Regions from separate parts of the Homo sapiens genome. Here region 1 is linked to region 2. The links are chromatin loops, found by intact Hi-C in ENCODE. Cell type or tissue: endothelial cell of umbilical vein. All regions are shown on one strand. Links, peaks and the distances in the headings refer to the core of each region. The heading gives the core; the rest is flanking DNA.

Region 1 (15,778 bases), core at 5,199-7,698, 690 kb after region 2:
TTTTGTCTAATTATGCTATCAGTGTCTGAGTTGCAGATAAAATCTGCAACTATAATTGTAAATTTTTCTATTGATTTTGTTCTATCAGTTTTTGCTTCATTTTGAAGCCCTGTTATTAGATTTAGTGCAGATTATAATAATTATAACTAATTATTATTAGATTTTAGTACATATTTCTAAGTATTATGCTTCCTTAATATATTTATCCTTTTATCATTATGAAATATCCCTTTAATTTCCGGTAATACACTTTGTCTTGAAGTTCAGTCTGTCTGATATTAATTTAGTAACTCTAGCTTTTTGATGAGTTCTATTTGAATCGTGTATCATCAGTCAGTGTTCTACCAGAGAAACAGAACCTACTGGATATCTATATTTCTATAGATATACAGGGGTGTGTGTGTGTGTGTGTGTGTGTGTGTGTGTGTGTGTGTGTGTTCAGAGAGACAGAATTTCAAGGAATTGGCTGATGTGACTGAAGGGGCTAGCAAATCTGAAATCTGTAGAGTAGGGTGGGCTGGCAGGCTGGAAACTCTCTAGCAGGAGCTGAGGCTATAGTCAGTCCACAGGCAGAATTTCTTTCCCTGGGAAACCTCAATTTTGCTCTTAAGGCCTTTCAACTTACTGGATGAAGTCTACTCAGATTATTAAGGATAATATCCTTCACTTTAAGTCAACTGATTATAGATGCTAATCACATCTACAATATACCTTCGCACCAACACCTAGATGAGTGTTTAATTGAATAACTGGGTGCTATAGCCAAGCCAAGCTGACACATAAAACTGACCATCACAAATGGTATATCTTTATTCATCCTTTTACTTTCAACCTGTTTGTGTTTTTTGTATTTAATGTTCATCTCGTACAGTCAGCATATACCTAGGTCCTGCTTCTTTGTCCATTTTGATAGTCTACTCCTTTTAATTAAAGTGTTTAATTCATCATTTTATCAATAATTTGTCAAATCACATTTGATGTAATATAAATAAATTTGAGTTTAGTTCTGTCATTTCCTATTTGTTTTCTATTTATTTCACATGTTCTCTCATTCATTTGTTCTTCCTTTCCTGACTTATTTGAAATTATTCAGCTGGGCACGGTGGCTCACACCTGTAATCCCAGCACTTTGGGAGGCCAAGGTGGGTGGATCACAAGGTCAGGATTTCAAGACCAGCCTGGCCAAAATGGTGAAACCCCGTCTCTACTAAAAATACAAAAAGATTAGCTGTGCGTGGTGGTGTGCGCTTGTAATCCCAGCTACTCGGGAGGCTGTGGCAGAGAATTGCTTGAACCCACGAGGCAGAGGTTGCAGTGAGCCGAGATCATGCCACTGCACTCCAGCCTGGGCAACAGAGTGAGACTCCTTCTCTAAGAAAAAAAAAAAAAGAAAGAAAAAATAAATTAATCAAATATTTCTAACTATTTTATTTGATTCCTCTATTACCTTTCTTATCTATTTTTCTTTGCATTTTAGGGGTTGTCCCAGGTATCATAACATGCATCTTAACTTACCACAATGTACTTACAGTTAATATTGTACTTTACATAAAATGTAGGAATCGCAGGAATAATTCCACTTAAATTTACCTCCATACTTTGCTCTGCTTTTGTCATATATATTAATTTACATAGGTTATAAACCCCTCACGACAGTGTTATAATTTTTTCTTTAAACAGCCATATGTCTTTTAAAGATTTAAGATAAGAAAATATGATATGTGTGTCGTCTTTTATATTTACCCACATATTTATCATGTCTGATGGACTTTATTTTTCTGGCAAATCTGAGCTACCATCTGGTGCCATTTCCCTTCAGCCTGAAAAACTTCCTTTAACATTTTTTGTAGTGTAGTTGTGCTTCTAATGAATTCTCTTCATTTTTATCTTAAAATGTATTTACTTTGTCTTCATGTTTAAAAACATTTTGCTGAATATAGAATTCTGGCTTGGCAGGGTTTTGTTTTGCTTTTTTCTTTCAGCATTTTAAAGATGCTGCTCCATTGTGTTGAGAAGCTGGTCATGATCGGTAACATCGTTCTCCTCTGGATACTTTCAATGTATTATCTTTATCTTTGGATGTCAGCAGCTTGAACATCAGGTGCCTAGGTATGGTATTCTATGTACTTACCTTGCCTGGGGTTCACTGAGCTTCTTGAATTGCTAATTAATGTCCTTCCACCTAATTTATGAAGTTTAGGTCATTATTTATTTAAACATTTGTCTTACTCATTCTCTTTCTCCTCCTTTCCTTTTTTAACTCCAGTGGCATTCATCTTAGACTGCTTGATGTCCCACAGACCTCTGAAGTGCTCTTCATTTTTCTTTAAAATTTTTTGTTTGTCCTTAGGATAGGATAATTTTTAATGGTCTAGCTACAAGTTCACTAACTCTTTTTCCTGCTACCTCCAATCTGATGTTAAACCCATCTAGTAAATTTTTTATTTTATTGCTTGATCATTTTTGGTTCTAGAATTTCCATTTGTTTCTTTTATTATAGGATGTATTTTTCTGCTGATATTCACCATCTGTTCATTCATAATCCATATATTTTTCTTTATATTCTCAAATATTTATAAGAGCTGCTCTAAAATCTTTGCTAATTGCAATAGCTGGATCACCTCAGGGTTGAGGTCAATCGAATGTTTTTTAGTTGAGTATGGGCCGTGTTTTGTTTCTTTGCCTGCCTGTGAATTCTGATTAGATACTGGACATTGTGAATGATATGTACTAGAGACTCTGGATTCTGTCATATACCTTTGAAGAGTAATTTTTTTCTTTTTTTAACTTTTATTTTAGGTGTGGGGGTACATGTGAAGGTTTGTTACATAGGTAAACACGTGTCATCAGTGTTTGCTGTACATATTATTTCATAACCCAGGTATTAAGCCCAGTACCCAATAGTTATCTTTTCTGATCCTCTTCCTCCTCCTACCTTCCCTCTCAAGAAGACCCCAGTGTCTGTTCTTTCCTTCTTTGTGTTAATAAATTCTCATCATTTAGTTCCCACTTAGAAGTGAGAACATGCAGTATTTGGTTTCCTGTTCCTGCATTAGTTTGCTAAGGATAATAGCCTTCAGCTCCATCCATGTTCCCATAAAAGACATGATCTTGTTCTTTTTTATGGCTGCATAGTATTCCATGGTGTATATGTACCACATTTTCTTTGTCCAATCTGTCATTGATGGGCATTTAGGTTGATTCCATGTCTGTGCTATTGTGAATAGTGCTGCAATTAACATTCGTGTGCATGTGTCTTTATGGTAGAATGATTTATATTCCCCCAGGTATATACTCAGTAATGGAATTGCTGGGTCAAATGATAGTTCTGCTTTTAGCTAGAAGAGTAATTTCAACTGCAGCAGTTAGTTAACTTGGCTAGACTCAAACTCCAAACTCTGCCTCTCCTGTGGTGAGTAACATTTGAAACCTTTGCTCAGTTCCTTCAGCTTCTAGCTGCTGCTTTTTTGCCAGGCTGCCTGGGGTCTCCCTCATGCTTGACAGTTTAGCTTAATAGCTTAGCAATCAACCAAGGATTTGAGCAGATTTTACATTAGATTTTAGGGTTCACGCCCTCTGCGGTTCCCTCGCTTTCAGCATTCCCAATTTTCTGATTGCTCTGCCTGATACCTCAAACTAGTAAGTCTGCAGCTTCTGCCACTGAACCCACCCATGTGGTATGCCCTCAGAAAAAGGCTGCAAACTCCTAAGTCTCATTCTTTGCAGTTCATTTTTTCATGGGCGGACATCCCTTCAGTTTCTGCCTGCATTTAATCATTCTCCAATGTCTTCGATTAATGGGTTTTTAAAAATATTTTGTCTAGATTTTATCATTGTTATCTGCTGCTGGTGGCTGCTTGGGGAGGAGAGAGGGAAGGAGGAAGGGTTAGTAAAACAAAGCTATTCTTCCATTACTGGAAGCTAGAACTTTATTGTCCCTTTTACACAGTAGGAAACTGAGGCCCAGAGAATCAATGTGACTGGCCCAAAGTCTTTTGGCTAATAATCAACTTTAATATCCAAGTCTTGCTATCGTTGATTGATGGGGGCAGGTGATCCTCTGATTTTTTTCTATCTTGAAATGCCTCCATCTACCTCTCTCTTCTCACCCCTCAGACAGATTTACCCTGGATCTTGTGTGAAGTGTGAACACCTTACTAACTGTCCATTCACAAACTGCACTTGCCTTTTTCTTCAGTTGTAAGTACAACTGATGGGGCATGATGGTGGCTATTGGCCATACAGATGCTGGGTAAGACCCGTGGTAGGGATAGTGATGCTACCAGTAGCACCCTGGCCATAGCAGGGAGTTGATTATCAATTGTACTGGGAAGGCAGAGAGGGGTACTGTAAAAGGATCTTGGGCCATGAGTGTTGAGTTTGGTCCTGAATCTGCTGCATAATCATTATGAGACCTAATACAATTCTAATTATCACTCTAAACGTCAGTTTCTTATGTGTGTAGTTGAATGATAATTCACAGTAGTATGGTGTTGTTCTGAAGATCAAACAGAGGAGCATATATGGTTTGTAAACTAAAGTTAAAAATATGAGTCCTCCTAGTTGTTATCAGTGCCTGGTGAGGATGGCGGATGGTGAACCTGGCCACACAGGCACAGCGGTTATTGCCAGCAACCGGGGCAGAGGGAAGCCTCCGGGGTAATTCTCCGAGAGTTAAACTGGGTAGTGAAACCCACACAGGAAGGGTATAGAGGTGGCCCAAGAGACTATCCGTAAATTTGAAGCTGAAAAGATTTGGAAACGTCCAAGTTTAGTCACAGCGACGAGGGTGTATACAGACAGGCAGGACTGGTCTGTGGTCATAACTGGAAATAAGAAGCCCAAGCGTTTGAGCCCTGTTTGGTCATCAAAAAGTAATGGCTGGCAGGAAGCCAGAAAAAGAGACGGACTATTTCCATGCGATCCCGCAGTTCCTGGGGGAGCCCCACCGCATATCTGGTGAACAGGGACACTTCAGGCACCAGCGAGGCATGTTCTGTTGGAGGACAGGGAACTTCAGGGGGCCTCCCTGAGAACTTCCGGTGACACTTTACGAGGATGGATGAACCATCATTTGTTCTGAATCCAAGCCCACTGAGGAGCCAGGAGACCTAGTCAGCATCCCAGAGAAGCACCATATTTGGCAGACCCGCATATTGGACACTCTCTCCATTCATCACAGTCACAGCTAACATGCGCGGCACAGGCACCGTTCTAGCACGTGTGTGTGTGTCTGCCAAATATTTGTGAGTGTGTCTCACAACAGCTCTGTGAGAACCTTACATACTACATTGACGTTATACTTTCTTTTCAGTCTCCTGGAAGTTTGTTTATCATTAATCAGTTCCTCGAAGACAGACTGCCTCTGACTCTACAGACAGAAGCAAGCTTCGGGGTCTGAAAGCAATGAACGGACTACAGATTGTGGCGACCCCAGCCACCACATACACACTCTCGGGGGCTGCTCCCTTTTGAGGGCCTGACGTGGGGTCCAGGCAGGCACCCAACTGGACGTCTCTACATTGGCTGTGGACATAGTGGTGCTAGTGATGGTCACAGCTTACCCATGATGTGGCACATCTGGTGGGAGCCTCAGGCCGGGAACACCCTGGGGTGGGGAAGGGATCTCTGCGAAGGGAGGGGGTCTGCAGTCCAACAAGTGATGGCCTGGGGCGGCTTCAGGGAGTAGGGAGGGGCTGGACCGACGCCCGAATCCCACATATATGTGTAACGCATTGGAGTCTGCACTTGCGTGACCCTGTCACCGTCACCTCCTGGACTTCTCAGGAATCTCCTGGTTGCTCTCTGTAGGGCAACTCCAGCTCACTCCAAGTCACCCTCCACCCAGCAGCCAGAGGGATCTTTCCGAACATAAATTCCCTCTCGCCACCACCTCCCTCCTTCACACCCTGCCCAAGTCCCTTCAGTAGAGAGACCCAGGCCTGGAGACTGTACAAAGCCCTGCAAAGTCTGGTCCCGCCGCCGCACCCTCGGAGCCCAGCGCGGAGAGGGCGCTTAGTGCGTGAGCTACCGTCGTTCCCCGCGACTCAGCCGAGCGGCATCCGCACACCCTGCTAGCCTAGGAAGCGCATCGAGGGAGCCCGCTCAAGCTGAAGCGCTGCACGAGCTGTGTCTTCCTTCTCTCCGCCGCGAATGCGGGCAGGATGCGAGCAAAAGACCCGGCAAAGAGGGCGCCGAGGGGGCGCAGCCGGGGCGCTGGGCGGACCCAGAGGGGACATGGAGAGGAACGCGGAAGGTACGCGGTAGAGACGGGGAGGTGGCGCGAGGCGGGACATGGTGAGCGACCCGAGGGGCGCGCGGACTGGGCTCGCGGACGGGGCTCGCGGACGTAGAGCAGTCGAGGCGCGGAGGGGGAGCGCGCCCCCGTGTGGCCAGGCGGGGAGGCGCCACGGCCGGGGCCGTGGGGGCGGTGGGAAGCGCTCCGCGTCCGGGCTCTCAGCGTTCCCTGGCCTGCCCCGGCTCGCTAGGCTTTGATGGCTGCTTCCGCTCCCCATAAAGGCCTGTTTCATGGCCGACGCCGGCATGGGCTTTACGTCTGCCCTCGGGCTCCCTGCGGGCTGCAGAGGGCAGCGGTGAAATCCCCTGTCCGGCCAGGCTGTTCTTGCTCTAAAGGGAGGCCCAGGAGTGTGTGCGGGCGGCGTGCTCCGTGCTGGGCTCTGTGCCGAGCCCTATTCATTGCATATCCCAGTTTCTGTCTCTGGGTGCGTTTCCCTGGCCCTGGCCACTTCCCCTCTTTGAGCGTGGGCACTGTGTTTATTAGTTCATTTCCCATCCCCACACCAAGCACTGCCTGGCACAGAGCAGGCGCTCGGCAAAGGCTTGCGGGATGCGCAGACCAGCTCATTTAATGCTTGCAGGTGCCCTCTGCGGTGGGCATTACTATTTCCACCATCCTCATGATGGATCTGGAATCCACGGGGGTCCCCTGCCCAGGATCGTGCAGCCTGTGGAAGGCAGCAGGCGCCGGGATGCCGAATGGATTGAATGAGCTTCTCGGGGATTCCCTGAGCTTGGTGAACGCAGAGCCCACCCTGACGGTCAGGCCTAACCCCACCGCCAATAACAGAGCAGCCCTAGGTGGAAGTGGGCTGCCTGTGCCTGGCACTGGGAGCGGCAGAGGCGGCTGCCGCTGTGGAAGTAGCGCCCGCAGTGCCAAGCTCCTGTGCCTGGGAGGACGCGGGCACTGGGCGACCTGCAGTCGGGGCTGCCCCCAGGCAGGGCTCCCTGGCTTTCTCACAGCGCGGCTCGCGGGAAACGACGCTGCCCTATGGCACAGTGAAGTAAGGCGATGGCTGCTCTCAGCCAGAGGCGGGGCTGGGGGAGGGGGCCAGAGATGCCCCGGGAGCCCCTGGACCCTCTGGAGGGTCGGGTGGGGGAGGGGAGATCTCTGTCTTGACCACGCACTTGTAACCCATTCTTGGCACACCGGGATACCTTGCCTGCAGGTAGTGCTCTGCTCTCGGGGAGAGGGCACAACCTCTAATCCTCTGACCGAGGCTCTCTGCCTCTCACAAGAAGCCCCCAACACACTGGTTTTCCTCACAGCCTGCCCCAACTGCTCATCGGAACCTGCAGCCCCCTTCCCTGCCCCAACTGTCCCTCTGCGGACCCCATTACCCTACTTTCTGTCGAGCCCAACTGCCCTATCCTTTATACAGGCTGTCGGGGGCAATGGTGGTGAGCATGGGCTATGGAGTCAGATTGCCTGGGTTCAAATCCTGGCTCTGCCATCTTCTGACTGTGTGACCTTGGGCCAGTTTCTTTATTTCTGTGCCTCAGTTTTCTCGTCTGTAAAATTGACGGGATGGTGGCATCTGTCTCACAGAGTGGCTGTGAGGGTAGCGGGCACACTGCCACAGGCACGATGAACGTCAGCTCTTGTTGCCAACCTCCCCCCACAACACACACAGCTTAGTAACTCTACCCTCACCCAACACATAACACCTAGCTTGTCCCTCATAATGAGCTCTCAGCCTAAATCAGTGCCCTCAGCAAACCTGTGGTGCAGGGCACGTGTTAGGGTAGACAAGATCCTGGGGAAGACTCACTGACTCCACCGAGGCAGCACTGGCTGCAGCTGGGATTGGCCCAGACATTTAAGAGCCGAGGACTAAGCAATGCCTGCATTGCCTGCTATGTGCATATGTCCAGCAGGACGGCAGTGTCAGGCCACTGGCCAGTGGGGACCAGCCTCTGAGCTGGTCATCCGAACACCCTAGGAAAGAGTCCACCCCGTCCTTCATGTTCTATCACTGCTTGGCCTAGCTAAGCCAAGCACCTGGGCCCAAGCCCCACCGTGGAGATGGCGGCTGGAGCAGTGTCCGAGGTCACAGATGGAGGAATGTGACCTCCAGCCCAATCTCGACTCTGCTCTTTGCCAGTTCAGTCTTGCCCAAGTCACTTGGGTTCTCCAAGCCTATGATCTCCTCTTTAAAATGGAAGGGAGAGCTGGGCATGGCGGTTCATGCCTGTAATCCCAGTACTTTGGGAGGCTGAGACGGGAGGATCACATGAGGCCAGGAATTCAAGACCAGCCTGAGTAACATGATGAGACCCCCATCTCTACAAAAAAACAAAAAACACTTTGGTTTTTGTTTGTTTGTTTGTTTTTGTTTTTGTTTTTAATTAGCAGGGCATGATGGTGTGTTTCTGTAGTCCCAGCTACTCGGGAGGCTGAGGCGGGAGGATCAGTTGAGCCCAGGAGTTCAAGACCAGCCTGGACAACACAGCAGACCCCGTCTTTATAAAATAAATTCAGTAAAATGGAAGGGAGAGAGTCCATCTCTATTCCAGGTGCTTGGTCCTGGGGGAAGGTAGGGGAAGGGACAGAGAAGGAAGCAGGAGAGGCAGCACCAACACCTCTTCCCACCTGTGGGAGATTCTGCTCTCTCATTGACTGGAGCTGGGCTTGCCAGAAAGTCAGATGTGGCCAGTCATCTCTCTCTTGCCCCACCTGAGGTGAGCTCTAACTGTACCTTCTCCATCTCAGAAATAAACGTGGCCTTTGAGTGGGGACACTCAACAGTCAACTTCCCTGCTTCCCATGAGGCAGAGTTGCAGAAACCTAGATTCAATCCCTGCTGCACCAGTCCCTTACTAACTATGTGACACTGGACAAGATGTAGCCTCTCCAGCAGTGGCCAACTTTGTTTCGCTCTTATTACATACCAGGCCCTTGGGCAAGCACTTGCCCCCATCCGTGCAACAACCCCACGAAGTAGCCCATCTCACAGGCAAGAAAACTGAGGTTCCAAGAGGTTATGTAAGTTGCCACCATCACACAGCTGGCAAGTGGGAGAGCTAGAAGGTGGATGGTGGCAGAGTCTGGGCATTGGCACGTCACCCTCCCAGAGCACCGGGATGGGGAAAGGAGGTCTCTGGAAAGTATCTATCCAGCACAGGTGGAAACTCAACGCTGATTCTGGGTTTTTTGTCGCATCCCCTTTCGGAGGGAACCAAACTGTGATTCCTTGATCTCACCACAGGGTGTCTCCACGCCACTACTCAACCAGCCACCCGATGCCTGGGCTACCTTTGGCGCAGCCCTTCCTCCTGTGGGACTGGCTGCAGCCCTCCTGCTCCTGTGTGGCCTGTTTGCGCCTGTCTTGTCTTCAGCGGGGACAGGCTCTGATTCCTCTGGGAAGCATGAGGGCTGTCACTGACCTGCACCCCCTGCCTTGTGGGGTTCAGCGGAGTGGCGTGGAACAGAAGTGCTGCTTTCCACGTGGCCTCTTCTCTGCCTCCCCCAAGTTCCCCCACACTGTCCTGTGTCAAGAGTCACAGCCAGAGCCTCAGTCTCCAGAAGTCACGGCAACAGAGCTGTGGGGAGATCCCACGCCCTCCCATGGGGGACCTTGACCTGCCTGGAGAGAGGGGCTCGTGCCACCTGCGTGGGGCCCCTCCCCAGTCTGGCTTGGTAACTGCGGACCTCTGTATTACTTCCTCTTCTCCGCAGCCCATGCTGCCGTGAATGTCCCCGTGTGACAGTTGTTAGAAGGGGAGTAATTACCTCCTTTTGGAAGTTTCAATGAGACCATGTAGGTAAAAAACATCTTGCAAGCTCTTCATTGAAATGTTGCTTGCCAAAAATAGGGAAACGGGGGCTAGGTCAAATGACTGTCCCAAAGCCACTCAGTAAGTCAGCGGTGGCCATAGGATCCTGATCCCAATCTAGCGATTCTCCCAAGAAATCACACTTGACTTTGGGGTGGCCTCCTCTGTGTGAACCTAGTCCAGGGCGTTGAAAGGGCACAGAACAGAGATCCTCGGGAGGAGGAGGAATCTGGGGATGAAGGAGTTAAGGGGGCCTGGAGCCGGGATGGCTGAAGGCTATAAAGAGACCAGTATGAGAGGAAGAGGCCAGCGAGGGGCCTGGCTTTGATTAGGCCCCCAAGGCCATCTGGAGAACCAGACGCTGGAGATGGGTTGGTTTTATGGGGGCAGATGGCATAAATTATAGGGGCGTTAATGGGGTAGAGGGGTTCCCCCCACAGTGCTTCTGAAAGGGGTTGCATGGGGGGTCCTCGTCCCTAGCAGCCTGGGCCAATCCCATCTGCTCCAGCCTCTGCTGTGTCTCCCTGCCTGCAGTACAATACCCTCCACAGAAACTGCCCCCAGAGGCATCTGAGAGCATGCTCCAGCACTCAAAGGAAACAGAGACCCTCTGCTGCCTAGACAGGAGCCACATCAGGACGGTGGTACTGCCTGGAGCCATCATATGATGGGCAACCCAACATCTGGCTCAACGAATCCTCAACAGCCAGCCAATTGAGAATGGTCATGTCCCATTTGTCTCCAAGCCAACTGCAGGACTTGAACAGTCATCAGATCACACCCTCAATGGTGAGGGGCTTGGTGACCATCCTATCCAAACACTTCAACAGAAGCCTAGGGCTACACAGCTAACTGACCTCAGGGCTGGACTTGAAACTTAGACTCCTCACACTTGAGCCAGTACATTTTCATGACCACTCGCCATCATCACACAGCCTCTCTGGATCTCAGTCTTTTCATCTAACAATCGCTGTTTGGCCTCCCTCCCAGCTGAAGTGGAATGAAACGTCGGCTGCAAAAGGCTTTGAAAAGTTAAAACCACAACACAAGTGATTGCAGCATTTTGTGAGCAGAAGTTGGGGAGCCCGTGGAGTTTCCCAGGAATGGGCTAGTGGTTCTGCTCTGTGGAGGAGTCCAACTGACACCTCTGGCCCTCACAGGCCCTCTTCATTTTGGCTCTGCTCAGGGACTCAGGTAGTGCTCAGCCTGAGCCCACATCATTAGGAGGGTGGGTCATTCTGAAAACAAAAACCTCTCTTTGTGCTTCCCAAAGCCCATCAAAAATGATTTTCAGTCACCCCACTGGGGGAGTTATCCCCATCATTGTATCCCATTCTTGCAAAGGATAGGAAGTAGAATGTGGGGAGCAGGGATGGAGAGTTGACAACCAATTCTTCCACCACTTCATATGCAATCTTAGCTAGTCAGAAAACAACCTAAACAACGTCTAGCAAACTCGAGGTACATATCTCAAATGCAGCAATTTCTCTTCTAGAAATCTACCCCTCAGTTATATTAGCACAGATGTCTTTGTACAAGACTGTTCATTGCAGCTTTGTTTGTAATAACAAAGACTGAAAGCAACCTAAATATCTATCATTAGGGGATGGAGCAAATAAATTGTGGTACCCATACTATATAACACCAGGCAAAGAATGAAGTAGATTTATAAGCATATACAAATGCAGTCGATTTATGTAAGGATCTGCAGGATATATTGTTAAAAACAAGTCATATATGGAACAGTGGAGATACTATGTTCCTGTTTATGCCCAAGAAAAGAAGGTACATGTAAAGCATAAGAAATTTCTGAATGATACACAAATTCTGTTCATAGTAGTTGCCTCCAGGTTGAGAGACAGGTGGCTTCCGGTAAAGAGGGACTTACTTTTCATTATATTCCTATTTTAGCATATGTATTTGTTCCACTTTTTCAGTTAAATGGAGAGAGGTAGTTAAAAAAAAAAAAGAAGTTGGTCTAGAAAAATAACTGCTTGGACGTAACCACATTTCTGCACTCAATCCACCTTCTGCCTTCCAAGTCTTGCCCCTGCTCCCTTGCACAGCTCTGACCCACTCCAGCCAATAAGCCTCAGCTTTCATCATAGCCACAAGCCTTGGGGGAAACTGCCCTTCATTCTGCAAGGACTGAGGCCTCCCTGTCATGCCCAGCTGCAAGAAGACTCAAGGGCTCCTATACGAGGATCTCAAGTGCTTGGAAAAGGGGTGTTACCCCAGGTGATGCCCTTTGTACAAGCCAAGGGGCTTGGTTTCCTATTAAGCCCGCGGAAGGAGTGGCAGTTAAACACCAAGCTTCAAAGAGTTGAGGATTTTCAAAAATCGCTTTTGGGGAATCTGCAGCTTTTATTGGAGGTGTCAGACATTAATGAGGGTTCTGGATCATTCCCAGCCTGCAGAGCCCTCTCTTCCTCTCTTCTCCGCCCCCACTCATTCCAGCAACCAACTTCCCCACTTTGATGAATCAGGAGAGGCTGAGAGTTCAAGGGGGTATTTCTGTCCCACTCTCAGCCCACCTTCTCCCCTTTTGCTTCAAGAAGATGTGGAAGCTGAAAGGACCCAAGATGGGGGAAGAGGGTACAGAACTCAAGGGAAGGGCTGGGGAGCAGGTTCAGACAGAGGCAAAAGAACCCAGCCTTGCTTACCTGCTCCTCTGGAAACAGTTTCGTGGCAAAGAATTAGGAATTCTGGAGCCGCCCGAATGCCAGCTGGGATGAAACCCTCAACACACGATCACTCCCTCTGGGCAATGATCATGCTCTTAGATATTTTGAGATCCTTAAATGGAAGGAGTTGTAGGAGCTACATTTTGTCCAAATACGTAGTTACATATGAGCTTTTCTTGACCGCATTTTCAATGCTGATTGAGTTCCCAGTCTTAGGATGTACCTAGTGAACATGAAAGGTAAGTGGCATATCCAAAACAAAGGTGTGCCTTCCAATTCACTTGGAACAGACAACATGCTCAGAAGTATTTGTGGAATGAATGCATGCATTTGCATATGCGTGAATGAATGAATGAGCCTGTTTTATCCTTCTCTTTATTTACGAAATGAAGACATTAGATTAGATGTTAGAAATTAGACACTGGATTAGATTAGACATTTAGTTTAGACATTAGAAATTACTCTTGCTGGTTAGGGATTGGAAACTCTGAAAAGACTATACCATGAGTTGTTAAAGGAGAGGTCCACTGTCCTACTCATGTTTCAATAAATGACGGATGGATGGATGGATGGATGAGTGGAGGAATATACAGTATTTTGACCCCTGGAGTTCTAGGGGAAGAATAAGACAAACATATATCATTAGTCCTGCCTGAGGCAGGAGGATGGACAAGATGACCTATTGGGTCTATTTCCAACCCAAGTATTAGTATCTATAGCCAGAATGTGCAATCAGAAACATTTGTGGCTAGACCCTGAGAAGATGTCATTACTCAGGTTTCTTAAAAGTTATTTTTCGCTAACTTGTGAACAGCCCTCAGGAAACTCAGTCTCTCACACTGGGGCAGGGTGGTCATCTCCACCGCTGGCCCCTGGAGCCCTCTTCTGATGCCAGTAACCATGATGACTCAACACGGTCACCCATCAGAGTCCAGGGCTCCTCCATTCTACTCAGAGAAATCCCCTGAAAGAAACTGGGGAAAGAGTTCTGTGCTTTTCTGAACACCTTCGTCCTGGAGAATGTGTCCCAGGTCAAATATAGAGAAGTGAAATGGAGATATACAAGGCTTATTGGTTCATTCCACTTGAGGAGCAGGTGGATCTTAAGAGCAATACACTGGTGGAAAGTTCACTTTTTAACTTCCAAGAACCAACAAAGAAAGGAGCCCACCTGACATTGACCTTGAGATAGACTTCTGTCCCATTCTTCTCCAGACCTCTTGGTCTCTCTCTTTGACTTCCTACCCTTTTCCTAAAGTCCCTTCTTTCTGGTTGCCTGGACCAGTGTCCCTGCCCCATCCCTTCCCACAGAAAGCCCCCTTATTGATGGCCTAGCTGGCATCAGTGTGATGGAAGCCTTTTAGTCTCCCATGGGAGAGCTGTGGTCGATGTCCTCAGTAGCCTAGAAGCAAGCCTGTCTCCATCCATGATGAGCACTAGCTTTTTTCTCAGCACCAATTATCTGGTCTCTTATGAAGAAGGGCTATCTTTCTGAGCTTGTCTTTGACCCTGCCCCTTATAAAACAATAGCCCCAGCATTAATTCATCTAAGGAGCATCACCCGTTCCTGAGCTTGGCTTATAGTAGAAGTGTCACCATGTCGGTTGTTCACTGTTCTCAGCATCTGGAATGACTAATGGTAGTCAGACTAATTCCTAACATCACCAGGATGAAAGGTAGGGAGGCCGCCTGTGAGTTCATTCTGCCATAAGAATTATCACAGAGAATGATCCATCCAACTAGGTCCTGTCTCTGACAGGGGTGAGGAGCATATGCTATTCTCATGATGTCCCATTGAAACGCTAGTGGGGGATGCGTCCAATAGTTTTATTCCCCCAGTTGACATTTATGCATGACTTGATCCTTTGTAGTTTACCCAATGTGTTCATGCACATTGTGTCTTCTAATCCAACTTTAGGAGGCTGATAGCATCGTTGTCTCCATCACACAGTAAGGAAGCTAAAATTTGGAGACTTGTCCAAGGTCATATAATTGATAAAAGGCTGAGTAAAGCCTAGAACACAGGTGCCCTGACCCTTCTGGCTTCTCCACTTTACCCCTTTAAGACATGTATATATTTCACCTAGAAGTCATATTGGTACTGAGACTGCTACTACACCAGCTGAGAGTTATAAAACCACTTTCCTCTTCGCCAGACAGGGCTAGAAGCTGGAGTTCTGAAGCTGCAGAGAGACAAAGGCCAGCACTTCTGATCCTCTAAAGCTTGGAAAGAAACCACATCATGAACAAAGACAGCTCATTGTATAATCTAGGGAGAGAGAGAAGAGGAGGAAGGGGAAGAGGAAGGAAGGAAGAAAGGAAGGAAGGAAGGAGCGGGAGGGAGGGAAGGAAGCAAGGAAGGAAGGAAGGAGAGGGAAGAAGGAAGGAAGGATGGAAGGAAGGAGAGGGAGGGAAGGAAGGAAGGAAGGAGAGGGAGGGAGGTAGGGAAGGAAGGAAGGAAGGAAGAGGGAGGGAGGGAGGGAAGGAAGGAAGGAAGAGAGACCATCAAACAATTCTCTAAAGATTTCTGGGAAATCACATACTCGATACAGAAACTGCATGCACACACATGTGCACACATGCATGCACACACACACACCCCCCACACACACGTCTGTATGAGGGTGTAATGGAACCAGCATAGGCTCTGGAGCCAGGTGGACCTGGTTAGTTTCCTGGCTCTAACATTACTGCTGTGAGTCTCTAAGTAAATCACCAGATCTCTCTAGGTCTCCTTTTTTCTTCATCTGAGAAGCGAGGGAATTAATACCCATCCAAAGACCTCAAAAAGCTCAAGTGAAATGTTGAGCTAGAGACTGGAGGAGACAGGACTGGGGGACGTGCCCAGTGGGAGGCACAAAAGCCCTAAGGGGAAAGAGTTTGAGACCCTCAGATAACCATCTTAGAAGTCACATTGAGGAAACCATTCTCCAGCATTCACAAACCCCAGAAGAAAGGTCACATTCTTTTCTCCTTACGATTTTGATACCAGGCCCAGTTTCCCTCCCTCTTAAGAATCC
Region 2 (15,778 bases), core at 5,239-7,738:
ATCCCAGCCTCTTACATCTCTCAGTGAAGCCATGTCCGCTGCCCATGACAGGGAGTCTGGCTGTAACCATCTTTTGGAAGCTGGATGCCGGGCTAGTGGCAGTGGTTGGAGCAATGCTACCTCCTAGTGGTCTGATCTGCAAGTGCAGTCAATGGATGTGCCAGAGATCTCAGAGCTGCCCTCTGGGACCCCCACCCCACCTCTCCTGGGGTCACAGACTGCCTTTTGGTCAGCCTGTCTTAGTCTTGTCTGTAGCCACCTGTCAGCCTGCCTCCAGCTGTTTTTACCTCAGCATGTCCCTTCCGTTCTGGCTCATGTTAGCCGTCGCTCTGTGGCATATCTCTCTTACTCTGTCTGCCCTGCTGGCTTGGGCTGTCCGTTCCTCCATGTCTCATTCCATCAGTTTTCACCTCACCCTCTGCTGGGCCCTGGCTCTCTATTCTGCTTCTCACTTGTTTTGGACTTCTCCCTGCCCCCTATACCCTGTCCCTGTGTCCCCGAGCTGGGGTCATGCCTGGGGTCATGTCTGCCCTCTTCTTAACATTGAAGCTGGTTCTTGAGAAATACAGAGGCTTTTCTGCTTTTTCCAGGATGAGTCAGGAACTCCTGGAGTGAGAAGGGCTCAGGCCTCACCCAGCAGTGACCTCAGAGAGGGTGTGCAAGGTCAGAAGAGCCTCCAGCTGAGCTCAGCACTGTGACAACAGACTTTCCAAAATATGCTTAAGGGTCTGGCCGGGGCTGGACATGCTCCAGCAGGTGTCAGGGAAGAAGAATGAGCAAGCTGGCTGAGTCTGAGCCTGGCCCCGCCTAATGTTGTCTCCTCCCTGAAGCCTCCCCTCCCTTCTGTGCTACCACAGTTCTTAGGTCTGTGGCGTCCTGAAGCCACTGGTGCCATGTGATGGTTTGCATTTCAATTAATTAAAATTACATGAAATGAAAGACTCAGTTCCTCAGTCACACTAGCCACATTTCAGATGCTGAATGTCCACACATGGCTAATGGCTGTTGACCATATTGAGTAGCACAGAAGAGAACATTAGCCGCATCACGGAAAGTTCCATTAGTCAGCACCTTCTTAGAATAATCTTTGGAAAACATCCCTTTCTTCTTTTACTTTCCTACCCTCAGAGGGAGGATAGGATCATAATGTGTCCATCTCAGGATCCCTAGGGTCCAGCATGTCACGTTATATACATTTGTTGGCTGGTTGGCTAGATGGATATATGGATGGATGGGTGAAGGGAGGGAGGGAGAGAGGGATGGGTATATGGGTGGATAGATGGGTGGGTAGATAAGTAGATGGATGATGGATGGATGGATATATAGATGAATAGATGGATGGTGGGTGGGTGGGTGGAAAGATGGGTAGGTAGACGAATAGATGGATGAATGATGGATAGTGGGTGGGTGGAAAGATGGGTAGGTAGATGAATAGATGGATGAATGATGGATAATGGATGGATATATAGATGGATGGATATATAGGTGGATGAGTGGGTGGATGAGTGGGTGGATATACGGATGGATGGATGGGTGGATGGGTGGATGGTTGGATAAATGAATGGATAGATGGATGGATGAGTGGATGGATGGTTGGGTGGGTGGCTGGACATGTGGCTGAGTAGATGAATGGATGGATGGATATATGGATGGATGGATGGATAGATGGAAGCTTGAATTCCCAAATTTCTATGCCATGGAAGTCACAGGGGGACCAAGGAAGTGGGCAGAGTTGCCTCTGAACTGGCCAGGTGAGCTGGTCTGTGGAGATGTTGCTCTGCTCCAGGTTCTGCAAATGAACAGAGGGGCTTTGATGACCCTCAGCCTGAAAACTTGAACTTGTGAGTAGCTCTCAGGGGACTTAGAGCTACAAGAGCTTGGGGGTTTCTGCAGGTAAAGCGAAGGACTGAAGGGTCAGCTGTGGGGACTTCCTGTTTCAGGGTGAGCACCTAGCTGTGTCTAGGGTGGAAGTAGCCAAGGTGGCTGGGAGTGGATGAGCTGGAGGAAGGGTAGCCAGATCCAGGCCTCAGGGATGGGCTGTCTGGGCTCACCCTTCTGCAGCTTGAACCCCAAGGAGTGGGGCCAGGTTCTGGGAGAGGGATGGGGCAGCTGCAAGGCTTGAGTCCAGCTCAGTCAAGGGCAGACAGGAGTTGAGGCCAACCTGGGAGGAACCCTTCCCAACACAAACCGTTACCAGCAGCTGGACCTGGACAGCCAGGGCGGTAGTGGTCTGACCCAGAGCAGGAGTCTGATCCAGCAGGAGCAGGAGCTCAGTGGCAGCCTCTGTTCTATCCCCATGGGCTGCTCTCCACTCAGTACTCCGGAAGGCTCCTGAGCAAACTTGCTGCCTTGTTTGGACTGCTCTGAAGGGGAAAGGATCTGCTCATCCCTGGGCGGGAGAGAGGGTGGTGCACGCCACAGTTAATTCAACAGACACTTGCTGAGCACTCACTGGCTGCCAGGCGTGTGTCAGCGCGGGGGGTCTGTGTTGAGGATGCCACAGTCTTGCCCTGGAGAGTACCTGACCCTAGCAGACGTCAGGTGACCCAGAGCCACAGAAGAGCAGAGGAAGGAATGAAGAGGGCGGGACTGTGGCTTCGCAGGGGCACGGCTTGCAGAGGTCAGTGTGCCGATTCTGCAGCCTCACTGTGCAGGTTCCACTTACAGATAGATGGTAGTAGCATCACGGGCAAATTACTTGGCCTTTTGTGACTCCTATTTGTTTGTTTGTGTTTTTGAAATCTACAATGCAGGATAGTAAAGTAATAGTGTGGAACCCATAGAACTGTTGTGAGTTCATTCATGAGAAGTGTTCAGAATGGTGCCTGGTACACAGCAAGCATTATATAAACCCATGCTATTAGCATTACGGAGCTACCTCTCTCCGCTTTGGTTCTACTGGATTGATCAGACACCTTCTTCCCCAGGGAGGTAGCTGGAGGGGAGCAGTGGTGGTGTGAGGGGAGGAGAAAAAGTGGAGGTTTGGGTGCTGCAAGTGTTCCTGCTTTTCTGAACCTCATCCCTTGTCTGGGGGTGAAGAGAGGTGGGCAAAGGGAAAGCCCAGGTGTCAGGACCCGCCATGATCTCCAGGGACCAATGCACAGCATTGTCTGGGCTAGGGAGGATGCTGGCCTTCCAGGGTCCTCTAGTCCAGAGAGGGAAAGAAGCGCAAGAGGGCACAATGAGCTCTTTCCTTTTTATTTTATTTTATTTTATTTTATTTTATTTTTTAGAAAGGGTCTCCTTCTGTTGCCCAGGTTGGAATGCAGTGGTGTGATCACAGCTCACAGCAGCCTCAAACTCTTGGGTTCAAGCGATCCTCCTGCCTCAGCCTCCCAAAGTGCTGGGATTACAGGCATGTGCCACTGAGCTCAGCCTTCTTTCCTGTTTAAATTTCCAAAGCATATATGCTCCATGTTACATGTTCAAAAAGCATAGTTCAAAAAACATAAAAAGCACAAAATGAAAGCCTCCCTCTGAAATCCCTTCTGCCTCATCAACCCCCTCAACCCTTCCTGCAAAACCTAGTTCTTGAGATTAAACACCATTAATAATTTAGAGTGCATCCTTTCCAGGCCTTATGTATATTTTAATAATCTAAACACACACATGCATACATACCATTTTGTATAAAAAGAAAGGAAAGAAAATTATATAATATTACACACATTATTCTGCAACCTGATTTTCCACCCATGATATGCCATGGAAATCCTTTCATGTTAGTACGTCTGGACCACTTCATGGCTTTTACTGCTTCAGAGTATTCTATCGTGTGGATGTATTATAATTTTTAAAAACCACTTACCCAGTAATGGACACTTAGGTGGTTTCCCATCTTTTGAGATTGCTAACAATTCTGCTGTGAGCATCCCTGCATATGCAGCTGTGTCTGCATGCAAGTGTTTCTGAGACTGAATTCCCCAAGAGGAATTGCAGAGTGACAGGGAATGTGCATTTTAAAAGGTGATGGGTAGTAGGTAGGCATATTTTTAGGGTTTGTATCAAACTCCCATGGGAACCCCTGTATGTCCAGAGAGTGGGCGAACCGTGTTATGTGGGGAGCACAATGCTGGTGACCCAGGTCTCCACACTCTCAGGCTGTTGGGCCCACTTGACATGGGACCACTGCCCCCTGCCTCCCAGCACCTTTGCTTCCTTCCCGTGGGCCTGATGCTGCCTGGGAATCCTCCTGAATCTCCATAGCCCATTCATTTCCTCTTGCGGTGACATATCTGTTCTGTCCCTGTGCTCTTCCCTGGAGCCTCCATTTCTACTCTCAGCTGATGATGTCACTTCCTGTCTCACTGAGAAAATAGAAGCCACTGGGAGAGAATGTCCATGGTCCCCACCCCCACACCACACACCTGCTTGCATCTGCCTGGGTCTTCTGCTTCCTTCCTGGGCTGAGGCAACCCCTCCACTCTGTATGACCAGATCTTCAAAAAAATACTATTATTGAGATATAACTCATACTCCATGAAATTAACCCCTTTAAAGTGTACAATTTAGTGCTTTTTAGCGTGTTCACAGAGTTGTGTAACATTTACCGCCACCTAATTCCAGAACATTTTCATCCCCACGGGAAACCCCGTTCCTATTAGCAGTCAGTCCTCATTCCCCCTCCCTGGTCCCTGGAGACCACCGATCTATGCTGTCTCTGAAGAAATCTAGTCTCTCCAGACTCACCTGTTCTAGACATTTCATATAAATGGAGTCACACACCATGTGGTCTTTCGCTACTGGCTTCTTTCACTTGGCATTTTGTACTCACGGCTCATCCATGTTGTAGCCTGTATCAGAACTTTGTTCTTTTTTATGGCTGAATAATATTCCATTGGTCAGTTGATAGACATTGGTGTCGTTTCTACTTTTTGGCTCTTACAGACAATGTTGTTATGAATATTTGTGTGCATGTTTTTGTGTGGTTGTATGTTTCTGGTTCTCTTAGGTACATACTTAGGAGTAGAATTGCTGGGTCATATGGTAACTGCAGGTTTAACTTTTAGAAGAACTGCCAAACTGTTATCCAAAGTGGCTGTATCATTTTACATTCCCACCAGCAGGGCCTGGGGGTTCCAGTTTCTCCCCATTCTTGTGATTGCCTGGTGTTCCATTCTAGCCCTCTGGCGGCTGTGAAGTGCATCTCCTCTGGAAGCACAGTCAGATCTTCTCATCTGCTTGAGGACAGCACTCTCATATTTCTCCCTGACCTCTCCTTCAATACGTTTTTCCCTTTGTACCCCAATCACCCGTCAGCATGGAGGCAAGCTCGTATTTTTTCCCGCCTTGAAAAAACTCTCTTGACTCACGGCCCCTCCAGCTAGCTCCCCATCTCTCTTCTCTCTTTTACAGCAAAATCCCACAAAAGAATTGTCTCAACTTGTCTCTGATTTCTCTCTTTTCATTCTCCTTTGAACATACTCTTGTCAGACTTTTGTCCCCACTCTGACCACAATCAAGGTCACCAGTGACCTCTACATTGCTAACCCCAGGGGACCTTTCTCAGCCCTGACTTAAGGATCAGTGGCTTTTTACGTGGTTGGTCGCTTCCTCCTCTTTTCTGACTTGGGTTCCTGGGAGCCCCCCTTCCTGGTGTCCTCTCTTTCGCTGGCTCCTCCTTCTCATTCTCCCCAATTCCTCAACATCTTCCTGATCTGGAAATGTCAGAGGGCCCTGGGGCTCTCTCCTTGGTCCCTTCGCTCTGCTTTCAGAGTGTCTGATATCTCATCCGGTCTCACTCTGAATGTCACCCAAGTGCTGATGACTTGCGGATTGTAGCTCTAGGCAGGGCCTCTCCTCTGAGCTCCACACTCATTTATCAACAGCCCCCGTGACATTTCACCTGACAACTCTGACCGTCAATTCCCAAACGGAACTCCTGACTTCTCCCATTGAGCCTCAGCAAAAGACAGTACTGGGACAGCTTCTTTCTCTACCTAAGGCCAAGGCCTTGGCATCGTCCTTGACTCCTTTCTCTCTTACACCTGGGAGAATCCTGCCATTTTCACCTCCCCACTGTCTTTGCTACCCCAGGGCCAAGGTGCTTGGAGGTTGCAGTGGACTCCTAACTGATGTCTGTTTCCACCCTTGACCCCACGGTCTGTTCTCAACACAGTGCCCAGAGAGATCCTCTTAAAACACAAGCTAGTTACGCCATCCCCCTGCTCAGAGCCCGGCCATGAAGCCCCATGTCATGGAGGCAAAGCCCTCGCCATGGCCCACAGGGTCCTTCAGGGTCTGCCCCCACCCCTGCCCTCTCCAGCCTCCACATAATCCTCAGGGCCTTTTTCTGTTCTTCAGACCCTCCAGGCAGGCCTCGGGCCTTCGCGCTTGCTGTGCCTGCTCTCTGGGATGCCCTAGCTCAGAAGTCTGCTCAACTCTCTCCTCGTCTCCTCCCAGGCTTTACGCAAATGTCACTGCCTGGGTGAGACCGTGTCTGGCCACTTTGTGTAAAACCACAGCCTCCCTGACACTACTCACCGCTTCCGGCTTTATTTTTCTCCTGGGTGCTCATCCCTCTAATACACCGTCTGTTTTACGTGTTGACCTTACTTATGCATTACCTCTTTCCCCCATTAGGATGTAATCTCTGCAAGGGCAGGGCTTTTAGTCTGTTTCTTCACTACTGTATACCCAACCTCTAACATCACTCCTGTCCCAAGGGAGGTGCTGAGTCAATATTTGCTGGATGCCTGATTCAAGGCCTGCGGTCTGGAAGTTCTCCGATGGTGGAGCGGCCCCTACGGCCACGCCGCGGTCGGCCAGGAGGTGGCGCTGTGACTGCAGAAATGGCGGGCTCCGGCTGCCCGGCCTCTTCTCAGGAATGAATGCACCTGGGACTTCCCGCTTCGGAGGCAACGCGCTGCGGGTGGGGGGCGCGGAGGTACGGCCGTGTGCGCCCCCAGGTCAACCTGCTGCCTTTCTCATCTCTGGCAGGACTCCGGGGAACCTGTGCTTATTTCTGGGCTGGTGAGGGTCACCAACACCACCCTGATCCCAGGCCCGGTGACGTCTGTCCGGGGCAGCCTCTGGAAGCCGAGTGGATTTGGTTGGACGCCCGAGTCTTTCCTGGGCCCTGGGACAGGGGTGAGGTTTCCGTGCCCGCCTGCTCTTGCTCTCAGCCATGGGACCTGTCCTGCCCTGGCCTGCATCCAGCTCTGAGCCTCCTCAGCAGCCAGGAGAGGCCCTCGGCTCAGGGCTCCTCACAGCTGGCTTTTGGAGGTGCCAGCGAGGATGCTGCCGTTCCTGGCCCTGCTACTTGTCGGCTGGGTGACCTTGGGCAAGTGCTGAGCCTCAGTGTTGTCATCTGTTCGATGGGAGAGACACGCCTGCCTTGATGGTAGTGGGGAAGGTTAGATACTTGTAAAATCCCATTTGGTTCTGGGCAGGTGCGGAGCAGGTGCCCTTGGCCAGTGCCAGCTCCCATTGAGGCAGTGGGCAGTGCCAGGGCTGGCTGGGCGTTGGGGTCCGACCCAAGGGGCTGCCCCAGGCCCCGCATGTTCATGCATTCACTCCGACACCTGTGCAACGTGGCTCTCAAGGGCCTGGTGCTGTGTAGGGGATTGGGGGAACCATAGGGATGAAAAAGACTTTGCCCCTGCATTCCAGAAGCTGAGAACTAATGGGAGAGACAGGAATAATCCTACGTGAAACAAAGTTAAATAACAAAGATGAGACAAAGCACAAGAGGTGTGGGCAGGCTGCCGGTGATAAATGCCCAGCGAGCAGGACAGATAGGAAGTGCTTCCAGCCCCGCCAGAGAAGCAGTGGGCTGTGTGGTCCAGGGAGGTCACTGCCAGGCTTGGGGCCAGGAGGCAGGCAGAGGTCATGGCCGTGGCTGTGGAGGTAACCAGCCTGCAATGAGGCCCGCTGCGCCTCTTTCCCCCACTGATGTCCTCTCCCCATGGCCTGGTCTTGGGCTGGTTTCCAGAGGCTGCTCCTGACTGTGATCCAGGGTTCAGGCTTTTGAAAGGAAGGGTGGGCTGGAGGGTGTCTGCCGCCTGCCTGGGACTGGGACTGGGGCTGGCACCAGCCGAGGCCCCCTGGAATCTGACCTGGCCCTTGACCAGAGAAGGTTCCAGGGATGGTGCTGTGCATGGACATCGCAGAGCGGGAAGGTGCCCTGAGCCAAGGGCACCTGGACCCACTGAGCATTGGTTGGGGTGGGGATGGGGGAGCTCGTACCACTGGGATGGGAGGTCCTCCCCTGGGAACAGGGGTCAGTTAGGACACTTCTGCTGGACTCTGAAGATGGGGAGCATGATGACGGACGTCACCACCCTGCCCGCAAAGTCCTAGTGTAACTTCTGGGAAACAAAACTGCCAAGAGCCTGTGAAAGCCGCTACATCTAGGGGATGAGAAAAAATGCAGAGGTCGTGGGCACAGTTTCCTGGTGAGACCTCCAGCACCATGTCCAATCAACCTGTGGCCCACTTTCCTCCAATGCATTTTCCAGGTTATGCCCAGGCAGGAAGCTGTCAGGATCTTGGGTTAGCATGGGATGAGTCTTGGGGAGGGTGGAATGGCTCCAACACCCTCCAACCCTTCGCCTTCACAGACCTGTGGCTACCATCCCTGCCAACATCAGTGCAGTGCCCAGCCTGCAGCCAACTTCCTGTGCCAAATCTTAGACCTGCTGCCTCCACCCTTCTCCCCACCTTCCCCCCTCTTTTACCTTGGTCCTGTCAGTTTCCCCGAGGGGGAGATTGAGACAGCTGGGAAGGACCCAGGAGCCCGGGATGCTTCTCATCACCAGAGATCCTGTCCTGCCAATGCTCGCCCCTCCAAGCAGCTGTCTCTGGGTCTCCTTCTGCCGGGGAAGCTGTCATCTTGGGTGGCCCGGCAGGGCACTGGGCAGAGAGGCCCAGGCTGGTCCTGGAGGGTCTGCTGCCTCTGCCCCTCCCGCCTGTCTGGACTTGGTGCTCAGCTCTGCCCATGTTTCTGGTGTGGCCCAGCTGCCTGCCTGGTACAGAGGACTACTGCTGGGTCTGTGGCTGGGACACGCACCCTCCCTCATGGCACCCTCCCTCATGGCACAAAGCACAGCGAGCGCTCACTTAGATTAATTAATCTGCTGCCCAGCCTGCTCCTCCGACCCGCTTTTTTATTCATGGACAAGCAGCGCTTTCTGCTTTACCAGGACTCAGGCATCAATATTTCATCCTTGCTTCGCATGCCAGCTTCCTGCTCCCTCCCTCCCGCCTCCTGCGGCTCTAGGACCCACAAGGTGCTAGGTCCTGGGGCACACTGGCCGCGCCTGGCTCAGCCTGGATGCCAGGAGGGCCTCTTAGGCCTCTCGACTGCCTTCCATGCACCAGAAGCCTTTCTGAGTCAGCAAGCTGAGGAAGCAAGGCAGAGTGGCTGGGCATGGAGGAGGGGGTCCCAGGAATCTGAGGGGTGTGGGGGGTCCTAGTCTGGGGGAGGCTGGGGCTGGCTGGCCCAGTCCTGCCTTGGTGTTGCTGGGTTGTCAGGATCAGAGCTGAGGGCTGCGAAGTGCCAGGCACAGGTCCTGCACAGAGTCCTTCCCCTTTCCACCACAGTGTCTTGGCCAGTGTTCGTAACCCAGGTCTGTGGAGGGCCTTCTGGAGGGTCATGAGCCCTGGAAACACAAAACCAAATGTGATGTGTGTGCATGTGTGCAAGAGTGAGTGTGTGTGAGTGTGAGTGTGAGAGAGAATGGGGGTGAGGATCCTTGGCTTTCACCAAGTTCTCAGCAGGGTCTATGAGCCATAAACGGTCATAAGCCACGTGATTCTAGGCAGGCCCAGCCTCCTCTTTTTAACATGGAAGGAAGAGAATTAATGGGGTTACTCACCCAGGGAGCCCCAAGGAGTAAGTGTGCGTGGCAATATGGGCGTTATGGGGGTGCAAATACACACCCTTGTGTGTGGGTGTGACTGTGTGTATGTGAGTATGAAAGCACGTATAAATGTATGAGTGTGAATGTGAGGATGCAAAATTGTATGTGTGTGAGCATTTCGAGTGTATGAGGGCGTGTGAGCGGCTGTGTGTGAGAGTGCGTGTGTATGAGTGTGTGTGCATGTGTGAGCATGTGTGTGTGTTGTGTGGTGGCACTGGGGTCACAGACACACATTGCTGTCCTGTGCTGGAGGAGCCCAGCACAGAGCTAATGAGGCAGTGACACCTGGGCGCTGGGGACAGGTTGGGCCTCCCTTCCCAGGCTGGCAGTGCTCACATCTCCGCGGGGGGTCTGTGGTCAGAGGGTGCCAGCTGGGCTGAGATGAAAACTGGGGAACTGCTCTGGCCTGGGCTGTGCTGGGCAGGAGTGGGGACAGGGGTAAGGGGTGTGGGGAGGCAGCTGCAGCAAACTCCCCTTTGCGCTTAGTGTGGAAGCTTCGTGAGGGCACCGTGAAGCACTGCACTCCCCGCCTTTCCTCACACCCTATTCCCCATCAGCCAGGAAGTCCTGCCGCCAACCCTCCAAATACATCCAGAGCCCAACCAAACCCGCCCTGCCTCGGGTCCCTCCATGGCCCCTGCAGTCCCTGCTTAGCACAGAGGCTCCGTCTTGCCTCTGCTCCCAGGAAAGCCAGGCTCTCAACTGCCCGGAGCCCAGACTGCTGCCCTGCAGCCCTCCCCACTGCCTGCACCTCGCTCAGGCGTGCCAGCCATCCCTACCGCACATGCCTGCACACCCGCACACCCACACACTCACACACCTGCACTACCCGCAGGCTCCCCCAGGGGCCTCTGCATTTTTCTTTCCTCACATGGCTGCCTGGCTCCCTCCCTCACCTCCTGCAAGTCTGCTGCCTGACCCTGTCCCTTTTATTTCCCTCCATGGCATGCATGACCTTCTCACACCCCAGCCCATTGCTCGTCTGTGTTATTGCACTGTCTTCTGCCAACACAACAAAAGCTCCCTGAGGGCAGGAATTTTTATGTTTTGTCCACTGATTCATCCTAGAGCAGTGCGCACTGGGAAGGGCTCAACACATATTGGAGGGTAAATGAATGGGTGAATGAATAAATGAATGGATGAATTGCCCATCCCATTCATCAGTGGCCTGTTTGGAACTACCCATGGGGGATGTATTTTTTTCCTCAGGCTTAAGGGCTAATAAAACCTTAGCTGTGTTGAAAAGCTGGTGTTCATTCATCAATGATTCGATATAGTTACTGTGCACCTACTGTGTGCTGGGCACTGTCCTCGCTGCTGGTAGAGGGTAATGAACACGCAAGTAAACACCACTCCTTTCTCCCAGGGAGCGTTTGTCTCTTGGATTCTGAGGACCTTGTCACTGCTTTCCTTTCTGTGGTCACTGCCCCCATGTTCAGAGCCAATTTTCTGAAATGTTCTGAGTACAAAAACATCCCCTCTGATCTCACCTCATTATTCTATGCTTCTTCTCCCTGTGTCTTGGTTGTTTTTGACAGAAAAGGGAAATTCATGACGAGCATGTGGAGCCCTTGGTGGCCCAGTGCAGGCCTGGGGAGCTGCCGGGTTGAGGCGCCTTGTTTCTCTCTGGAACCTCTCGGTCGCTAGCTCTGTCCCTTCACTCTGTCTCTGGGTCTTTGGCCACTGCCTCCTCCTTTCCTCCCTTCCTGGACCTTGCTTTCCCTCTCACTTTGGCGTGAAGATGAGGCCCCACCAGTCTTGGCTTTGATTGAACATCATCCATTTATGTGTTACATCTTATCATATTATATGCATACTTTTACATGATTTTCAAAATCTTTAGGGCAGCAAAATATGCCTAAATGACTGCTTATTAGGATGCATGCCCAGTGCAACCGTGTGTGTTAGGGGAGGGGGGTAGGCGCTGGCTCTGTCTGGAGAATTCCCCCCTCCCCAGTACAGATGGAACATATCCTGGAGAAGAAGCTTGAGGTGACAGAAGTCTTGCATTACAGGGGAGGTCCCTTGCTGCTGCTGCCCCGATAGACCCCTTGGTTAACAGTCCATGTGACTTGCTCAGCCACAGCCTAGCATTGCTGGGTCTAGATACACTCTTGTTGACAGGTTGGTGAACCTGTCATCTCCTGGTTAGCTCTCCCCTCCCTGGCCCCGTCAGCCAGGCTTGAACTTCCTGGTCTCATTCCCAAGTGATGTCACTGGTCCTTTTGTCCTTGGCTCCCTGTGACTGTCCAGTGGCTGAGGTGACCCTGCAATCTGAAGCTTGGTGCCAGGAAAAGGGATGGATGGGGGTAAGGGAAACAAGGGCAACTGGCACAGAGAGCCAGAGATGGGACACACTCAAGAGGGAGATTGGGAGGCTCCGGGGTGGGGTGGGAGGAACCAGGAGACTAACAGCCAAGCAGCCCTGTGTCCCAGGGTACCCAGTCCACACCCCCTCCTTCAGCACCACAGCCTTGAACAGCATGGACTATAGGTGTTATGTTGGGTGTCGGGGGAGAGGGGTGTGATAGACAGAGAAGGTGATTTTGACCTGAAAGTCAGGGCAGAGACATCCCCATCCTCACTGTGGGTCCTGGGTCTGGGGTTCTTATTCTGACAATTAGCCCCCCATTTATTCCTTGTCCCACAACTCCCACAAGGTACATTCTGGTTCAGGAAGAGGAGTCAGTGGGAGGAGAAGTAGCTCCCTCGGTGTCGTGGCTGAGGCTGTAAGGGGCAGAGGCTAACTAGTCACATGCCTTTGAATGCCTTAAGCCACCTCTCTGTGCCTCAGCTTTTCCATCTGCACACTGGAGATGATAACAGTACCTGTCTTAGAGGATGGTAAGTATTAAATGAGTTAACAAGAGAAAGAATTTAGCAGAGTCCTGCACATAGTCAGCCACAGCATCAGAGTGGCTAGCAAATGACAATAATAGTGGCTAACCTGTGCAGGCTAACTGTGTGCAGGTTAGCACACAGCCTGCACAAGTTGGCCACTATTATTGTCATTTGAGGAATTCTAGAAGCTCTCCTCAACCCCGTGTCTCCTCCACACATGCACAGCCTGAAATTCCTCCTGCACTTATCTCTTGGGGTGATAATTGTATTAGTCCATTTTCATACTGCTATAAAGAACTGTCCAAGACTGGGTAATTTATAAAGGAAAGAGGCTTAACTGCCTCACAGTTCCGCATGGCTGGGGAGGCCTCAGGAAACTTACAATCGTGGTGGAAGGTGAAGGGGAAGCAAGCACCTTCTTCACAAGGTGGCAGGAAGAAGAAGCTCAGCCAAGGGGAAGAGCCCCTTATAAAACCATCAGATCTCATAAGAACTCATTATCATGATACCAGCATGGGGGAAACTGATCCCACTATTCAGTTACCTCCACCTGTTTTCTCCTTGACATGTGGGGATTACGGGGATTACAATTCAAGATGAGATTTGGGTGGGGACACAAAGCCTAACCATATCAATAGTTCTTCAAAGGTACCTTTAACAAAACTCAGACTAGCACCTGACAACACAGTGTGAACAGGGTTAAGAACAGGGATTTGAGGTCTCGGCCGCTGTGTGCCTTTAGGCAGTTCCATGGCCTCCCTGAGCTTTGATCCCTTCTCTTTAGATGAAATGACAATAGACTCTCCTGGAAGATTCTTGTGAAGACAAAATGAGATTACACACTTAAGCACTCAGCACAGGGCATGGCACGGCATGAGTGGTCAGCAAACAGCAGCCTGCACTCTTTACAAGGCGCCTGCACCTGCATCATCCCATCTGATCCTGGCCCCAACTCTGGAGGTGGCCTCACTTCTGGGTGAGACGACTGAAGCAGAGAGAGCAGTGGCATTCTGAGCAGGGCTGGAGCTCGGGCCCCCTGACTCAGGCTGGTGCTTTCTTGAAGGGGTGACCTTCAGAGGCCTGGCACAGGTGGCATAGATGGAGCATTAGATGTCCTGGATGTCTTGCCTCTGACCTGAGACCTGTAGGGACCTGGAGGCAATGGAGGACATTCCTGGAGGGAGAGGGGCATCAGGAGACAAAGTGAGGCTCCTACTTCACAGGTTTGCCTGACTCTCTCTAGCCACAGGCTCCCCCTGTCCCCCAAGTCTGCCCTCTCCTGCAGCTCCCCGGACCTGGCCTCTGGGCTTATGGAGCCCTGGAGTACAGCCTGTCCGCAGGAATGGAGCCGGTGCTGCCCTAGCCCAGCTGATGCCTTCAGGCCTCTGCAGACCTCAGGAGGGAGAAAGGCTGACCAACGAGGGGGTCCGCTTTCTACTGTTCTCATTTTTTACTGAAATTGCAAGAGAGAGAGGTGGGGGAGGGGCAAGACAAGTAAAAAATAGTCTCATTTGGACTGAGCAGGGGAGAAAGCAATTTCCTTCTGAAATCTCTTCCTGATTCTTGAAGGATGTAATTTGGAAATGTCCTGGTGGCTCTGGCTGGAGTGTGGGCCAGACCACCCATAAGGCATGGAGTGGGGACCTACGGGTGGGGAGCAGGGAAGGCCAGTAGGAAAGGAGACAAAGGTCTTGCTGATGGTTTCAGCCCAAGCCTCAAGGACAGGCCAGCCAGGGGAGATGTGGTAAGAAGGACTGTCACAGCACAGAGGACAGCTGAAGAGTGAGGTGGCAGAGACTGACTTGAGAGAGGAAGAGGATCTGGGGGTCCTGATGGACCAGGGTGGGGGGGATACACTGGGAAGAATTCTAAGCCCGGCTGGGGTAGGAGGGTGGCCCAGTACCTAAGAGAGGTCCATGCTCTGGGGTCTGTATCTCGGGAGATTTCATGGGGCAAAGGCAGAAATCCATCCTGAAGGACTATGCATCCTTAAGTTTCTTTGCTGGAAAGTCATCTGGGTGCTGGGCAATCTGGCGGCAACTTGGAGGCTTATTCAGAGCCTGCAGGAGAAGCAGGGCCCTGGTACGGGGTGGTAAAGGGGCACAGGGGAGGCTTGACATGCCCAGGGTTCCTCTGCTTGTCGTCCTTTGGAGTCACGCTCCAAGTTCCTCCACAGCCTCTTCTGCAGCCCTGCCACCTTCCAAGCCGCCATGGTGTGGCTCTGAGGGTCCCAGCTTGGGGAGCAGCATTGGCCCTATGAGAGGGCAGAAATGGAGACTGAGACCCACCAGCACTTTAGGGGCCTCCCTGGGACTCGTCCTTCCCTCTGACATGATGCTAACTCCATGTCCTGAAGCATCAGCTCATCACCCCATCCTTCAACTAACCCATCAACCAGCCAAGTACACCAACCAACAAGCCAAGCCACACCCCACTCACCAATCCATCAGCCACCACTCTACCTGTTACCCTACACCCTGCCATGCCACCAACTCAGCAACCTTCTAAGCAACATACCAATTCACCAACCAGATAATCTACCAACCGGCCTATTCTTCCACCATCTAACCACCCCACTAACCAGCCTATCAGCCAACTCACCAACCAACTCATTACCACACTGTCCAATCAGGAGATAGAAGCTACACAGTGCTGTGAACAGAAAGCTTTAATATAAAGAATTATTAACTATAACAGGAAATCACCCACTAAGCATGACAGGAGATCATCCAATAACCATGACAGGAGATCGCCCACTAACCGTGACAGGAGATTGCCCAATAACCGTGACAGGAGATCGCCCACTAACCGTGACAGGAGATCACCCACTAACCGTGACAGGAGATCGCCCACTAACCGTGACAGGAGATCGCCCACTAACCATGACAGGAGATCGCCCACTAACTGTGACAGGAGATCTCCTAGTAACCATAATAGGAGATTGCCTAGTAACCATAACAGGAGATCACCTAGTAGCTATGACAGGAGATCACCCAGTAACCATGACAGGAGATCACCCACTAACCATGACAGGAGATCGCCCACTAACCATAACAGGAGATTGCCTAGTAACT

Evidence for each region. Hi-C counts contacts between places; a loop is a spot of excess contacts. Peaks named below come from ENCODE experiments on the same cell type or tissue, not always from the same donor. Only the 100,000 strongest peaks of a DNase experiment are listed, where the experiment ranks them.
Region 1: it touches region 2 in a loop (7-fold over the local background); 7 of 110 quality-filtered maps call a loop at or near these places.

Annotation. Positions count from the first base shown.
Region 1 is chr11:120,162,893-120,178,670 of GRCh38, forward strand. It overlaps LOC107984399 (a long non-coding RNA gene), which reads left to right and starts at 6,085. Exons shown (of 2, transcript NR_159965.1): 1 at 6,085-6,256; 2 at 6,879-8,789. It overlaps LOC124902773 (a long non-coding RNA gene), which reads right to left. Exons shown (of 2, transcript XR_007062923.1): 2 at 12,419-15,027. RefSeq lists enhancers at 483-652, 6,463-6,622 and a silencer at 6,293-6,462. In endothelial cell of umbilical vein, for the core only: a CTCF peak has its summit at 6,396 (motif pointing left); a DNase peak (open chromatin) is centred at 6,389; H3K4me3 peaks cover 805 bases; H3K27me3 peaks cover 170 bases.
Region 2 is chr11:119,474,770-119,490,547 of GRCh38, forward strand. All of the region lies in intron 3 of USP2-AS1 (USP2 antisense RNA 1), which reads left to right. Among named protein-coding and RNA genes, the nearest start is that of THY1, 59 kb to the left of the region's middle. RefSeq lists enhancers at 529-823, 1,843-2,344, 2,345-2,844. In endothelial cell of umbilical vein, for the core only: a CTCF peak has its summit at 6,763 (motif pointing right); a DNase peak (open chromatin) is centred at 6,772.